Regions from separate parts of the Mus musculus genome. Here region 2 is linked to region 1. A link is a loop called in an ENCODE intact Hi-C map of the cell type or tissue named here. Cell type or tissue: gastrocnemius. All regions are shown on one strand. Links, peaks and the distances in the headings refer to the core of each region. The heading gives the core; the rest is flanking DNA.

The links. A loop is a pair of places that touch in the nucleus more often than their neighbours do. Peaks named below come from ENCODE experiments on the same cell type or tissue, not always from the same donor. Only the 100,000 strongest peaks of a DNase experiment are listed, where the experiment ranks them.
Region 2: it touches region 1 in a loop (2.4-fold over the local background); 10 of 42 quality-filtered maps call a loop at or near these places.

What each region holds. Positions count from the first base shown.
Region 1 is chr7:118,444,486-118,452,862 of GRCm38, reverse strand. It overlaps a transcript of Syt17 not described here. Among named protein-coding and RNA genes, the nearest start is that of Syt17, 5.1 kb to the right of the region's middle. In gastrocnemius, for the core only: CTCF peaks have their summits at 3,969 and 4,174; DNase peaks (open chromatin) are centred at 4,126, 4,960 and 5,394; H3K4me3 peaks cover 1,929 bases; H3K27ac peaks cover 1,517 bases.
Region 2 is chr7:118,492,482-118,500,858 of GRCm38, reverse strand. No RefSeq gene overlaps it. Among named protein-coding and RNA genes, the nearest start is that of Itpripl2, 4.7 kb to the right of the region's middle. In gastrocnemius, for the core only: no CTCF peak of the experiment used is centred there; no DNase peak of the experiment used is centred there; H3K27ac peaks cover 1,399 bases.

The DNA.
Region 1 (8,377 bases), core at 57-8,056:
TTTAGGAGAATGCTTTTACAAATATAGAACATAGTTACATCACAGAACAGAGAAATTAACTGCTTGAATATGCACTTATCAAAATATTTAAACAAATTGAAATGGGAAGAATATCTATCTTCCTTCTCTTTCTCCTAGATTTTTATTTATTTATTTTATGCTTTCTTTAATTTTTGAGATTATAATTACATGATCTCTCCCCTCTTTTTTCTGTATCCAACCCCCCCCCCCACATCCCTCCTTGCTCCCACTCAAATTTGTAACCTCTTTTTTCATTAATTGCTGTTGCGTGCATATATGTATACATAACATCTCTAAATATAACCTGCTTGGTCTGTAAAATGTTACTTGTATGTATGTATGTTTTCAGGGCTGACCATTTGGTGTGCTCTTCCATGGGGAAGACTATCTCTCCCACTCGGAGTTCCTTAGTAACCCACAGTGTGCTGTATGGATGGGGCCTTGTGGTCTTTCCTCGTGCCTATTGCTATTGCCATTGTTCTGTGCATGTTGAGGCAGTCACGGCGGCAGGATTTATGGGTGTGGCCTCTGACATTCCCGGCATTCACAATCTCACATCATACTCCTTGATCCTGGCTTTTCCCACCCCCTCCTCCACAAACTCCCCTGAGCCTTAGGTGTAGGAGTTGTTCTGTAGATGTACCCACTGTGGGTAAGCTTCACAACTCTGCCTTTGGATTGGTCGTGGGGTTTTTGTAATGCTCCCTGTCTGCTGTCTTGCTAAGGAGTGAGAGCTGTACTTGCCTGTGAGGATAGAGCAAATATTTAGACTGTTTCTTCTGGACTTTGAATCAGAGTATCACCACATAGCACAGGCTGGCCTGGAATGCTTAATTCTCTTGCCTCTGTCTCTTGAGTGTTTGGCATTATAGGCATGGGCCATCAAACCCACATTATATATATTTCATTATTGATACACTCATTGCAAAGATCTAGTGGTGGGCCTCCTAACCATTGCAATTTGCAAACTATAAAGAGTCCAAACATGGGCTGTGTGGTTATAGAGGCACTGGCTGCTCAGCCTGATAACGTGAGTCCCATCCCTGGGCTCACATGGAGGAAGGAAAGAATAGATGCCTGAAAGTTGTCCTCTCACCTCTGCATGCCTCCTGAGGCACGTACATGCCTGTTCCCTCCCTCCCTCACACACATCATATATACACACAATAAATAAATAAACTTGATAAGAAAGACAATTATTTAAAAGTACAAGTGGGACTTCAAGCGTCTACAGCAGCCATAACACAGTCCAAGGCGTTCCCTTGGTCAGAGCCTGTGTTCTGGTTTGCTGCCTGCCTTTGCAATGTAAATTATAGGATTTGGTAGGGCTGAGTGAGTTCACAGGCCCCATGGACACCCACCTCTCCATAGATTCTCTGAAATCAAGAACCACTGGCCTCTAGAACAATCCCTTTGACTGCAATACTTGGTTTAAGGACAGTCCCTCAAGAAGCCATCTCTGACCCTCAGCACTGTACCCCTGGGGTTTCCCCTTTGTCACCCCCACAAGTCACATGTAGTTTGTCCACAGAAGTTTGTCCACCACAAGCAGAGGTGCCGTCTGCCTCAAAGAAACAGACACAACCTTGGTCTGAGTCCAGACATCTCAGAGCTGGGGTGCAAGTGCCTATGAAGGACAGAGAAATGATCAAAAGACCCCAGGACCCCGGAACCCAGTCTTGAAGTGACCTAACAAACTCATCTGTTGAAAGGCTTAAGTTCACCTCTGGTTGGCTCTTTCATCTGTGGATGGGACAAGCCATGAGCAGCTGGCCCGTTACTGGGAAACAGATAAGCTTATCCCGTCTTTCCTGTGGATAACTCATATTGCCTTCCAAGCCAATACTTCAGCCTCTTCACTTACAAAAGGGAGATAGATGGCAACTGTACCAGTTTTTCAGAGTTCCAACAGAGATTAAACAAGAATCGTGTGACATGCTCAGTACCCCATTGTAATGGGGCCGTTACTGTCCATTTATATTTACGCACTCAGCAAGCACCTAAATATTTACTAAGCACCCATTGTTCTAGGTACCTTGCATAACAACCAAGACATCTACTAACAACAGAAGTAGATTAGCAGATTCTATGATGTCCCCATCAAATAAACACTTTTATTTCCTCACTAGGGGTGCTTAATATTCTCACAGACTTCAAATCACCTGTAATCTCAGCCCTAGGGAGGGAGAGGCAGGAGAATGGAGAGTTCAAGGCCAGGCTTGGCTTTGTGAATAGTTTGAGGCAAGCTATGGGTACACAGTGGGACCTTGCCTATAAAAGACCAGGGAGAAGGGTTCAGGGAAAGGAGTGGTAAGGAGAAGGAGGATGGTAGAAGAGGAGGCAGGTGGAGCAGAGGGAAGGGAAGGAAGGAGAGGGGAAAAGGAGCCAGATGAGAGAACTATCAATGTCTTAGGCTTGCTGCAAGATGTTCATCTCCCTTCCCCCTAGGATCAAGCATCCCACCAGCCACAGTGGCTAGGGCTTAAGTTTAGGCCTTCTGAATCTGGATGCTATCCCCTGGACTCTGTGTACCCTCTTGACAAGTGTCTTTATCTCTATAAGTCTCCCCTATTTTTCCACAACTAAACAGATAGACAGTAAAGCAGTCTACTTCGAGTTTATCTAAAAATTAAAATGTTGAATGTGCGCCAAGTGTAGAAGATGGGTGTGGAAATGAGCGTAGGTTAGCAGGGCACACTTTGCACGATTGTAACTCCACACTTTGAGGTGGGGGGCAGATCTAGAGTCTGAGGCCAGCCTGGGCTACATGGTGAGAACTTTAAATTTTAATAATAATAATAATAATAAATAATAACAATAAGTTAAATAATAATTTAAGTTAGATATTAGTATTAAAAGAAACACCTAGCAAACTCCTCTAACCCCCACCCATGTCTCGAAGTACTCATCCTCTGTGAAGCCCCCTTTCCCACAAAGGAAACACTGAAAACCAGGTTAAACCTGCCAAGCAGGACCAGGGAAGTCATTGCCTTAGTGGGGAGGGGTGGCCTTACCTCTGCACCTCAGTCTCCCCATGAATCTGTAAGTAAGAGCTGTCCCAGAGCAGGGGACAAAATGTGCAGCAACAAGCAGACACTTTGCCCTGGGCCTACCCAGCTCTGGGCTCTGTAGTAGAGATACAGAGGGTTGGGGGTGGGGGGTAAGGTACCGAAGTGATGCTCTGGAAACCAGGACTTGCCAGCCCCATTACCTACCCTCAATGTATCCTTTCCCAAGACAAACATAAACACTTTATCCAAAGGGCTCCAAAGACAAAACAAAGAGCTAGGCCACCGAAACCCAGCTTGGAGAACCAGAGTTTATGTGGTTTACTTTCACGAGCCTGGGTGACCCCAAAGCAGCTGCACCGCTGGGGGCGGGGGGGGGGGCGACTCTCTTTCCTTTTGCTGCATATATGAAGGTCATCCCTCAACCCACCTCGCTTCAACTAACCTTCCACAGTCTGTCTACATAGACTCTAGCATCTCTGAGACAGGGTTCATGCAGATGGGTAGAATTACATACAATGGCTGGGAGGTGCAGGAGGGAGTGGCCAGAATCTAAGCGAGGGTCCACCGACCCTTCCCAGTCTTCCAACTTTGAGGGAAGGCTACAAGTCAACAAACTCTACCTCGGATTCTCTTACAAACAGCACAGCTGCTCTAATGAAGGTGATGGCTGTTAGGCTCAGGGGATGCGTTATTCAACATGTCTCGTGCTGTGCTACAAATGTCGTTCTTCCAAAAGCTAGATTTTTCCTTGTGTGTATTACATACTTAATTACTTGCTTTTTTTTTTTTTTTTTTTTTTACTCGTTTACCTCCCCTGGAAGCTAGGCTGGGCAGAAATTTGACCCCATTTTTAATGGTGAAAGGACAGGGCCGCCAAGAGATTGAAGTGACAAGCTTGATGAGCTGGCGAGCAGCGACACCAGCTGCCAGGCATGGAAAATGGAAACCCAAGGAGGACCACGGTCCACTTCAGGTCCTTAGCCGGAGGATTGCGCCAAGCTTGGTGTCCTTGCGATGGAGATCCTGGGCTGGAAGATACGCTAGGAATCTTCCAGTGCTGGGGCTCAGCCCCAAGGGCCGGCAGGCGAAGCCAAATCTCGGTGACAAGTCCAGGACATGGGTCCCAGATGCCATCGGGCCGAGTCACGCCCCCGGGCGCAGCCAAACGCTGGGTGGCGCTGCGCCGCCGCCCTTCGCCAGACCTGTTGCGTCCAGGGCTTCATTCAGCCCAACCGGTTAGGGTAAAGGGGCCCACGCAAAGCCTAGCGAGGGTGAGCATCCCCCTACCACAGTACTGCCCTGGGGTGGGGGGACTACCAGGTTCCAGGGTGGTGCCCGCCCTTCAGCCTCTATACACTCCACAGCCGGGTTCTAGGCGCATCGGGTGCGGCTGGTATAAAACTTTCGCCAAGCCGCTTGGGGAGAGGGCAGGATGGAGAAGACACCCCAACTCCAGACCCACAGCTAGCAGCGCAGTGTCACCTCCGCCTCGCAGTCGCCCGAAAGCCCTGCTGTCGATCAGGCAGTGGATAGGTGCCTGCCCGCAGCGCTGACCCGGGCACCGCCCCCACCCACCCCTTTGAGGTCCCATCCCCTCCCCCGCCTCCCGCACTCCGGCCCTGGCGTCGCCCGCCCCGCCTGCGCCGGGGTCGCCGCAGTCCCCGCGGCTCTCCCGGGGCTCCCTGGCCAGGCGCTCCAGCTTTTTTGCAACCAGGGAGCACCCCAAGGTGTGGATGTGGGTGCCGGCCCACCAGAAACCGAAGCGGAGGACCTCGGGCATCCAGGTTCTGCGCTCCAGGGAGGCGGCCCCGCAGGGCTGGGCAAGGACGGGGCGGTCGGCAGAGGGGCGGGCGCCGCTCATCAGCCACGCCAGTCACGTCTGGGGCCACCCGGCCGCCCACTGATATCTTGCCGGCTGGCTGTGCCACCTCGCCGAATCGGCGAGGGCAAAGGGGCTGTGGCGACGCCATGCCCGGGCCGGAGTGAGTGAGCGCGGGCGAAGATGGCGTACATCCAGGTAGGACGGTGGCTGGGGGCGACGGCCAGGGAATACCGGGGACCGCGCCCCCTCCGCCGGGAGCGCGCGCCGCGGGAGTGCGCACCACCCAGCTCCCACAAACTTACTGGATAAAATAAAAACAAAACACGAAAATACAACAAAACAACGGGTGTCCCAGAGCAGGCACCTGTGCGTGTTCTGGAGCTAGGTCAGGGGCCCTACGTGGGACTTGCAACCTCGCGCTCTCCTCCCTGGGAGGAGAGAACCCGAGGTGACTTTGCAACTCCTCACCCCCTACCCCTAGGTACCCACCCCAGAGGGGGGAAAGTAGGAGGGCGACCCGGGGCACGCCAGCCACCCGGCCCGCCAGCGCCCGTTGCCGTGGTGACGGCTCGGACTAATTGGCCGGTGGAGCCAGCTGGAGGCAGCTGTTCAGACCTGGAGGGACAAGGACATCGTTTGCCCGGGTGCTGGGTGCAGAGGGGTGGGGACATCCAGAGGCCAGAGCACACTGGTGAGGGAGATGGGGACGGTTACTTTAGTATGTTGAGGTCTGTGAAGTGCAGGACCCCCCCCCCCCATGCCTCCCACAGAGCGCCCCCAAGACTCCCAGAAATACCAAGTTAACACCCCTCCCCTAACTCCTTTAGAGGGGTTGGGTGGAAATGGACTGTGCTGCTTGGCAAAGAAACCAGTTTCTTTACAAAAAGTAATGACAGGTCATGCCAAGGTCACACGGTCAGACTCCTACCCCCTACCCTGCAAACAGATCTAGAAGAGCTGCGGCTTCTAGGGCTGCCTGCCTGCCCCTAGACATAGGGGAGGTGAGCAGAGTGGCTCCCATATTCAGGAACTCACTTTTTGTCCCCTCATCTCAGCTTGGGGATGAGGTGGAGTGGGGACTGCAGACATTCCCCTCCCCCCCCAACTCTTCTCCCTTGTTCCAGTTCCTCAGATAGTCTGTCACCTGGCAGAAGCGGACCCTCTCCAGGAATGGTTTGCCTTGTCATGGATTGCTTAGGTCCTGATTTCAAGTTCAGTGAAGGTCACACTTACTGTACATTTGTGTCCTGAAAGTTGTTGGAGTATGTATTCAATAGTTGCTTGTCAACACTTGGCTGACACCAATTATGGACCAGCGTTGAGGATGTAGGTCACGATCCCTGCTCCTTCTGATGCCCGAGAGAGTGAGCAGAGAACAGCGAGACTGGCTTTTATGGTTCTTCATTGAATTAGACATTTTCTTTTTCTGAGGCAGGATCTTGCTATGTAGTCCAGGCTAGCCTGTGATTCTCCCGCCTCCGTCTTCTGAGTGCTGGGATTACAGTAAGTCACAGCGTTCAGTTACCTAAACCATATGTCAGCACAGAGTCCTTGAGTCACTTGTCAAGGACGCACAGCTACTTAGCAGTCAAGGTGGGATCTAAACTGTAGGCTGGGAGGAAGATGTGGAAGTCAGATGTCTCAATGGTCCTGGCTTCCCTCTTAGAAAAAGTCTTTGAACTTCTACGGGACCCAGAGCGTAATATTCTTTTTCTTTGGTCACAGTTTTCCAATTGGAAAAACAGGAAAAAAAAAAAAAAAAAAAGCAAGCACAAAGGGAGGTCAGAGAGTGGGCATGGCTATGCACCCACAAAGCTTTATTTATTTTGGTCAATGAGTTTCAGGGCCTTTCTGAAAGTCAGGAAATACACGGGTCCTTCTCTGTTGGAGGGACATGTACCAGCCTGCGGTAGGGCTGGTTAGAGGGAGCTGGAGTCTTCTGAACTCTGTCTCCTCTGTGTTCCCTCTGTGTGCCCGGGATTTTCTCTTTATGATTCCCAGCTTGAATCACTTCTCCACCCGCATCAGAAGAGTTAACCCAGAGGATGTGACAAGGCAGAATGAGACCCTGGACTTGAGGCTTCTTTTCTGTCCCCGTGGTCTCCACCTTGGGTTGCTCCTGGGCCACCACCATCTTGCACCTGAGCTTTGAGAAAGATGGGTGCCATCGAGGGAGCTTACAGTGGCTCTTCTGTGTTCATCAAGGCTGTATAAAAGGCTAAATGGGTCTCTTTGGCCCACCCATGTCCCAAGGACACACCTGTAAATTGCCAGAACGTCCTAGACGGCTGGAACGTAATAGTTTACATCCAAATTCTCACTTTGGGGTGCTTAGGGGGAACTGGAGGATGGGGAGGATCAAACACACCAGGGCACGTGCGGCAGAACGGCTCTGGGAGTCAGCTCTCTCCTTCCATCCTGTGGGTCCTGGGGGCTTAACTCAGATCACTGGGTTTGGTGATAAGCACCTTACACTCAGCCAGCCCACATGACCTCCCTTGGTTTTTGTTTGTTTGTTGTTTGTTTTGTTTTGTTTTTGAAACACAGTCTAGTCCAGGCTGACCTCCAATTCACAACCTCCCTGTCTCAGACTCCTGGAGCCAAGATGATGGGTACACACAATGCGGTACTTAGCTTATGTCAAAAATCTTTAAGCCCTTTTTCATGCTAGCCCCACTTGGTACCTAGGGGAAATCGCCTTGTCTCAGAAGCCACAGAGAAGTTGTATTTACTTTGAGGTTGGGAGCCATACAGCATTTTCATACCAAGGGTCCTGTCTCATAAAAAAAAAAATGACCCAGGCTCAGAGCCCACCTCCTTCCCAACTCACTAGGGCATATGCTCTGTGGCCCACCGTACTCTGTGCTCTGCTGAGTTTGAGCTTTGGAGGATCTGTGGTTAGTGAGTGCCCTTAAGTGCTTTCCCAGGAGGCAGTCCATGGCACTTCCAGGAGCTTGAGTTTTAAAAGTTAATAGAGCCACCACCTGTGCTATTATTAATTGATTTTTTTAAATGTTTATTTTAGAATTGGACCTTTTTGACTTGAGTTCAAACCCCCTGCACCCATGTAAGAGCCGAGTGTGGTAGTGTGTTACCCTAGCGCCGGGGAGTCCGAGACAGGGGGACTCAGTGGCTCACTGGCCAACCAGCCTTGTGTTGATGAGCTCCACATTCTGTCCTGGTCCAGACCCTGTGTCCAAAAAAAAAATCAGGCAGAGCAACTGAGGAAGGCACCTGACACTAACCTGTTCTCCACATACAGGTGTGCACAGTTACGTACAGGAAAATGTACGTATGCCACATGTGTACATGTGTATACACAAATACACGGGAAAAATAAACTCTCTCTCTCTCTTTTTTTTTTTAATTTTAACTTACAAAAAAAAAATCCAGTCGGGAATGACAGTATATATCTATAATCTCAGAACTTGGGAGGGTAAAGCAGGAGAATGAAGAGTTCTGGGCTCACCTGAGCCACAGGTTACCCCATCTCAGAACAGCCAGCAAGCAACCAAGCATATAC
Region 2 (8,377 bases), core at 99-8,098, 48 kb before region 1:
CCCTAAAAAGATGTGCCCATCCCCAAGAATTACCTTATTTGGAAAAAGGATCTCTGCAGATATAATTAAAGATCTTTGAGTTAAGACTCATAAATTAAACATCTCTTGGTGATGTCCAGAGGATTACCCAGGTGGAAAAAAAGGTCAAAACCAACCAACCAACCAACCAACCAAACAACCAACCAACCAACCAACCAAACAAACAAACAAACCTAGGAGTTCTTATAAGAAGCAGAAAAGGAGACAAAAATCCCAGAGAAGTCCATGTGTGGATGTAGGCAAGGATTGGAGTTTTGTGTCTACAACCCTGGAGTGCTAGAACATCAAAACATGGAAGAGGCAGGAAGGACCCTCTCCTTGCAAGGGGGCCCAGCCCTCTGACACCTTAAATTCTGTTTCTTGGAAGCACAGCCATTGCTTTCCTGTTACTCAACTTAAGGGACTGTGGTAAGTGTGGTGGTTTGAGTGAGATGTCTCCCACATTCTCAGGCAGCTGAATACTTGGTCCCCAGTCGGTGACTTTAGGTAGGTTTAGGAGGTGTGACCTTGCTGGGAGAAGTATGTCATGGGCACGCCCTGTGCCATTCCCAGCGTGTTCTCTCTGCCTCTTGCTTGTGGTGGGCGGTGTGAGCTTTCAGCTGTTCCTGCTGCCATGACTGCCTGAGGTGACCTCTGGAAGCAATGAGGTAAGAAGCAAACCCGTTAGTGTGTCTTAGTCGGGCTCTGGTTCAAACTTCTGAAGTCTGACACCAGTTTATTTTAGACATCTTTAAGCCCAGTCCAATTTTGGAAAAACGTTTTCTGGAAACAATTATCTCAATCCTATGTGTACAATACAGCTGCAGGTGTGACTGTATCAAAACTCTTTGCCAAGTACAAGTGATATCTGCTATGAAGATGGACTTTATAGCTTAAGGGCCCAGGATCTGGAGATAGTGTAGAGGTCACCAGACTATAAAGTACATGTGACAGCTCCCCTAAGGATGCCATCTATTGGCTGAGAATCAAAGCTAAAGATAAAAGTCCATGGAGGGAGAGTCAGGGATAAACATTCTGGGGGTTGGGGTGAGGTCTGGCTCTACAGATAGGAAAGGTCACCAGGTTATTAACATCTGCTCCCATCCTTCTGGGTGGAAACGAGGTATCCATTTCCTCCACTGAGGAGCCAGCCCTGTGTGATGGACACTCCTTGTTTCTCCTTATCTGTGAGGACTTGTGCCTTCTACACCTACCTGCTTCCACGCCTCTCTGCTGTTATGGTGACAGACTCTTATCACTCTGGGGCCATAATTCCTAATAAACTTCTACAAGTTGCCTTCGTCCTGGTGTTTTGTCATAGCAACAGAAAAGCAACCCATATAGGAAGGAAGAACTTATTTTGGCTTGTGGCTTAGAGGGCACAGTCTATCATGGTAAAGAAGTATGGGGGGTGGGGCTAGACTTGTTCACATCCAGGTGGATCAGAATGCAGAGAGCTCTGGTGGAGTGGGGTGGGGACAGGGCATAACTCTCAAAGGTGTAACATCCCCCACCCCTCACACACACCCGTGACTCACCTCTGGCAGCCTTGCCTCCCGTGCCAAGGCTCCCCAGCCTCCCCAGACAGCACTGCCAGTTGGAGACCAAGTGAGCCAACCTCAGCCCGTGTGGTTGGTTGTTCCTCACCCAGACCACAGCACTGAGCAGACACACCTGGGTGGTTTTAAGCCATCCGGTGTATGGTGATTTCACAGCAGGCATGGGAAACTGAAACACTCAGCAAGTCCAGCCAAGGGCGGTGTGCTTTGTTCCTGAATGGACCCCGGGTGGTTCCGTAGATGATGACACCCTTACTGTGTGCAAGTATAGTCTGTGATGTTCTCGAAACAACGAGATTGCAAAGCAAAGCTCCTTGCCGAATGTAACCTGACATTAAGCAAATGCCCAACCATAGTTATCAGGGATTACCATGTCTTGGACACTGCTCTGGGAGCCAGGAGTACATTCATGAAAAAGAACACAGACACAGGTCTGCTTCTGTAGTACTTTCCACAAGGACAAAAGAATAAATCTCAAGAATGGCCAATACATACTCCCCATCACATCCCTGAGTACCCGGGGAGGGGTGGCACATACTCCCCATCCCTCAGTATTGGGGGTGGGGATTTGTTTTAGGACCCCTTTAGATACTAAAACCCAAAAGGCAGAGGATACTCGTGTAACCCCTGACTATAAATAATTTCTAGATGACTTGTGATAGATGCCTCATACAATGTCAAGGCTGTGTAAATTCTTATCCCACAGTCCTCTGTAGGGAACAATCTGAAATGTAGAAGTCTGCACATGTTCAGGACATCTCTCTCTCTCTCTCTCTCTCTCTCTCTCTCTCTCTCTGTGTGTGTGTGTGTGTGCGCACACATACACACACACACACACACTCTTATGCTTGCATGCACGTATGTCCTGCCAGACCATATGTGTAGAGGTCTGATGACAGCTTCAGGCATCAGTACTCTCTCCTTCCACTGTAGGAACCCTGAATTAAGATGGATGCCTGGCGCCAATCCTGGCTTTTATGGTTCGAGGATATTTGAGTTCCAGTTTTCATGATTTTGAGTCAAATGCTTCACCCATCTTCCTGGTCCCTGAGGAAAAACTTAAACAATGTTTTCAACACTCAACTGGTTGAATCTAAGGATATAGAGAGCCAGCTGTGTCATGTGGCAGGAGATGGATAATGTTTAGAAGAAAAATAAAGTGGGGTGTGAGCACAGAGTGGTGGGGTCTGCTGTCTTAGGTTCTTTGGGCAGAGTTAAGGAAGGTGCCCCTTCCAGGATGTGGAAAAAGGGAGGGAGGGAGCTATGAGTCATCGTCAGAACTTTGGTCAAAGGGGATAAGTATAGGGCATAGGCAAGGGAATAGGAAAGAATAGCCTAGAGACGGGACAGCAAGGATGGTGTGCTGGTTGCTTCTTGTCAACCTGACAAAAACTAGAGTCATCTGGGAAGAGGAAACCTTCACTTAGGAATTGCCTCTGTGGTGGTTTGAATAACAATGGCCCCCTACTGGCTCATATATCTGAATTCTTAGTTATCAGGGAGTGGGCTCTTTGAAAGGATTAGAAGGATTAGGAGGTGTGTATGTAACCTAAGTACTGACAGAACAGGGAGCTTCAGGGAGGAGAGGAGAGAGCACAGGAGAGATATCCGAGTGTGTGGCTCTTTCTGCAGGATCTTAGAGATTACAGATGTTCTAGGGGGTTTATTCTGAACAAAAAAGAAGTGTGTCAAGTTTCAGAAGAGAGCCCATGTGGTTTTCTCAGGTTGTAGAAAAGCTACTCTGGCGACTGTGTTATGAATGGAGGACCCCGCAGGGGACTGCAGGAGCAAAGCAGGGAGGAAGACAGATGGCTTTGACTACATTGGTGGAGAGGACTCTAGTTGAGGCTGTAGCAAACAAGTCTTAGAAATGACTGAGCACTGACTACCCAGCACTCTAGTTCTTCTTGCCCTTGTCATTTTGCCTTGAACAAAATAGAAGTTCATTCTTAGACCTAAATTTGGACATGTTCTCCACTCAGACCTGCCAGCTCAACAGACCAGAGAATCTACATGCCTTTGCTGTTTGAACATGAAATGTCCTCCACTGGTTCATATGTCATGGTGCCAAGTTGGTCTCACTGTTCTAGGAGGTTCTAGAAACTTTAGGAAGTGGGACCTAGCTGGAAGAATGTAGGTCACTGGGGTATGATTGTAAAGGGGATACATGGTCTCTGCTTTGTATCCTGCCCACCATTAGATGAAGCACACACCCCCCACCTCCCACCACTGTGTTATTCCTTAACTCCTCCCACTTTGCTATGGCCCAGGAACGGAGCCCAGTGACCACTGAACCCTCAAGGCTGTGATCAGAGACAAGGAAACCCAAATAGTTTTGATGGTGCACAGCTTTAGACCCACACTTGGAAGGCTGAGGCAGGCAGGTCTTTATGAGTCTGAGGCCAGCCTGGTCTGCATAGCAAGTTTCAGGACAGCCAGGAATATATAAAGACACCCTGTCTCAAAAAAATAAAAATTAAAAAAAAAAGGAAGAGGAAGAGGAGAAGGAAGAAGAAATCTTTCTGTAAGTTATCCTATCCATGTAATACTCTATACAAATAGTTAATACTTTGCCCCCAAGCTCAAGGTGAAGGGCAACAAATCTACATGAGACCTCTCAAGCTGAGGTTTATTTATTTATTTATCTATTTATTTATTAGCACCAAGTAGCTAATTGGTTTTCTTGAAACAGGGTCTAACTCCATAGTCTAGGCTGGACTTGAACTCATGATACCCCTATCTAAGCCTCCTGAGAGCTAGGATTATAGGTGCATGCTACCATGCCTGGTTTATGGTCTTAACTACTTGGGGGAAAAAAATCAAGTGGTGTCTATTTCAATGTTTGGAAACTCAGGCTTCAGCATCTGTAAATAAGTGGCACAGTTGACTCCATTCACGAGCTGACGTGTTTTCTGAAGCTGCTACAGTGATTTGGGTCAGGTGTCTCCCAAACTTGGAAACATTCTGGCTCTGCTATCTATGAATCGGACTTCATTTAAAAGTGTCTTTGCTGAGCTAAATGATGTGAGATGACGTCACACGGGACTAAGGTAGGCTTTAAAACCAATGACTGACTCATTGGTTCTTCTCCCCACACTGTTGGTCCTGGGTATTGGACCTAGGCCCTTACACGGACTAGGCAAATGCTTTGCCCCTGAGCTGCACCAGAGCCCTCTCTGTAGTTTTCAAATTTGTGATACAAGTTCTTCCTAAATTTTCCATGCTAGCTTTGGATTCTCTGTAGCCCAGGAAGACCTTGAACTATAGCTTCTCTTGCCTCTGTCACCCAAGTAGCTGGGATCACAAGTCTGTGCTACCACGTCTGGCATGGCTTTTCTTGTTGTCTTGAGACAAACAAGAGATCTCACTCTTCAGCCTAGGCTGGTCTGGTATTGACTGTGTAGCCCAGTCTGGCGTCAAACTCATAGGATCCCTTTGCCTTAGCTTCCCAAGTGCTGAAGTTACAGATGTGAGCCAGAATGCCCAGTTTACAACTGACATATTTACAAAACAAAGGAGAGAGAGATTTGGAGACAGAGATGCCAACAAACTCAGAGGAAAGAGATGGCCGACACTGCAGTGTTATCACTCTGGGGCTTTGAGGGGAAGAAGAGCCTGGCCCTGTGGCTTTGCTACGGAAGCCTCTAGACCTGTAGAAGATATCAGTTTGGTGGTTCTGATATTTTGAGACAGGATTTCACTATGGAGTCCAGGCTGGCCCTAAGCTTATGATCGATCTTCCTGCCTGAACTTCCCAAATACCAGGATTACAAATGGGTGTCACCATTCCTGGTAGCTTCGGGCCACTCCTGTGTACTGCTTCATTCTAGTGGCCCAGGAAATGAGCAGAGCTACCCTGTGGCTACTGAGCAGACCTGAGCAGCTGTGGGAGCCTGGCTCACAGTATGAACCTGTCCTCAGGGTGGGTCCTCATGAAAAGTGTTTGCTGAGCTCTGATCTATGGTGTTGACATTGTTTGGTGGTAGGAGGTAGTGTGCCACCATATCTAATAGGGGAAAATTAATCACCTAGTTAGTGTCACGACCCTGGCTACTCCAGAGACAAGAGGACCAGAGTGAAAAGTAAGACTAAGACATAAATGTGGTGCCTCTGCTCTTCCTAGCCCCCTTCTGTTGGCACTGTGACTTGCTCTAGGGGAACACCCTTGCCACAGTGACCCTTTGTCCTGTTCCCTGGGCTGGGTACCCAGAGTATTAGTCATTGTGGGCTGACTGCAAACACCATGAATTGAGCAACTTAAACAATGGGACTTATCGGCACCTGGGTCTGGGGGCTGGGAAGTAAAAGATGGAGGCCTGCTGGGGTTAGGTTTCTGAGGAGGGCTGCTTTCCCAGCTCAGAGATGGGCACCTCTCCCTGTATCCTATGTATGGTCAGTCTTCCCTTGGTGAGGAGTGTGAAGCCAGCCATCCATGTCTCATCACAGATTCTATCAGATTAGGGGCCCATCATTACAACCTCATTTAAACATAGTGAATTCCTCAAAGCCCTGTCTCCACATGGGCATCTTGGGGGCTGGGCTTGAACATAGAATCTGGAGGTGAAAGCACAATCCAGGGGAGGACTGTCATTGCCTTTCTTACTTGGTCACTCTTCACACATGACCTGGCAGTATCCCAAGGCATAGCACTGGTCACAACTTTTGGGGAAGCAAGACACTTTTTTCCTTCGAACCCAGAAAAATGTGCAGCTAGGCTAACCCTTGGCATACAGAGGTGACCTGTCAGAGCCCAGTCCATTAGGAGAAAACAGAGCTGAGAGGCAGAAGGGAAATAGGTACATGTGGACTTACTGGACCTAGATCCAGCTTAACCTGAAGTAGGATCTCCTTGGATTCCTCCATTACCTTGACGCCACACATTTTCCCTTAAACCATGTCTGGCTGTATTTCTGTCCCCTTCATCTTGTTAGCTAGTCTGTACTTTCTTATCTAATACACATTCTGGAAAAGTCGGCCTCTTGGAATCCATCCCTGTCACTACCCAATAGGCGCATGAACAAAGTGGCCGTGGTGGCGGAGACGCAGGTTGTAGAGGGGCTCAGCAAAACAGACTTTCACTCACAAAGCCTGACCTGGCTACGGGTGTTGCTGAGTGCCAGATCTACCCACAGCAGAGACCAACTGATATGATACCGTTCCCCAGGAATGAAGGTATGGTCACTCCTCCAGGAAAAGAGCCAAGACCTGCTGAAGTGCTTACTGAGACTGGAGGAAATACAGAATATCAAGGAAGGTAGTTATACATACCAGCTAAGGCCACGTGACCAGCTGCAGACACGATTATAATGGACACAGTGTTTCTGTCGTATTTTGCTAAGAATGTGAACACATATGAACATATACACTAAGCAGACATTTTGCTTTCTTCCATTTCTCTAATGTAATATAACATAGGTTGAGATAATATTAGTGATTATTATCATATTTACGTCATGAAACTCTAAAAGACTAAGCATCCCTCAAGGGACATTGCCATCTAGTCTAAAATATATAACTAATTAGTGATTGTATGTGGCTAGTTATATCATGTTGGGCAGAATTATGACCTAGTTATTGTTTTTATTTGGAAGTTAAGGGTGATATAAGGCAAGGTGACTGTGTGTCAGGTTGTCAAGGGGTGGATGTGTGGTGGTAAATCTTGGTATCAACTTAAACACAAGGGGGGCACCTTGTGAGGACACCCTAGGAATCCTCTGGACTCTGGCAACAGCATACATGGGATCTAAAAATAAATCCAGTGGCTGGGGAGATGGCTCAGTCAGTATAACACTCGCCTCACAAGCACGAAGACCCTTGTTCCATCCACAGAACCTCTGTGAGGAGGAGGCAGGTATGGAGGAGCAGCACACGATGGCCCGAATGTGAAACTCCAGCACTGGGGAGGTAGAAACAAGCCAATGCCTGGAGCTGCTGGCCACCGAAACAGCAACCTCAGGTTCAGTGAGACACCCTGTCTCAAAACCCAAGGCGGAATAGCACCCAAGGAATGACACTGAGGAATAACACCCAAGGTTAACTTATGGCTTTCACATATAAATGTGAGTGAACACACACACACACACACACACTTCTGCTTAGCCTGACTAGTTCAGTCAGGATCTCCTGGACTAATGCTGGGATGACCCTCTATCCTGGTTCTATGGTTGGGATCCCATATGCTCTAAGTCATTTACCCTTGCTCCCCTTATACAGCAGCAAGGTGTAATAAGTGTGAACAAATACAGACGACTATTCAAATACATTCAAATTGTTCCTGGGACTTTCGTGTTATGAAAAAGCGCAGGCTTTCCAGGTTTGTAAGAGTCCTCACAAAGGACTCAGAAAAAAAAAAAATGCCCAAAGGACACATGGACCTCTTCCCTGGCCACCCTGCCTTCTGACTCCTCTAGATGGAAGCACAGCTCTGCAAAGGCTGTGTGACTTTGGGTGATCTTTGGAACCTGGCTGGACTCTAGTATCAGAAAATCTGAGAAGATACTACTTATTGGCAATAGATATTAGCACTAAGGTCTTATCAGTATGGATTAGCATTAAAGTACAGAGTAAGTATGTACCATGTGACTGATGCAGGTATAAGGCAAACCAAAACCAAAACACAGTTCTTTCTTTCTTTTCTTTCCTTTTTAAAGTAAGTGTGTGTGTGTGTGTGTGTGTGTGTGTGTGTGTGTGTGTGTGTGTGTGCTTGCATATACGAGGAGGTCAGAGGGTAGGTAACTTGCAGAACACTTCTCTCCCTCCACTATGCAGGTTTGAGAATCAAACTCAGGTGGTGAGGCTGG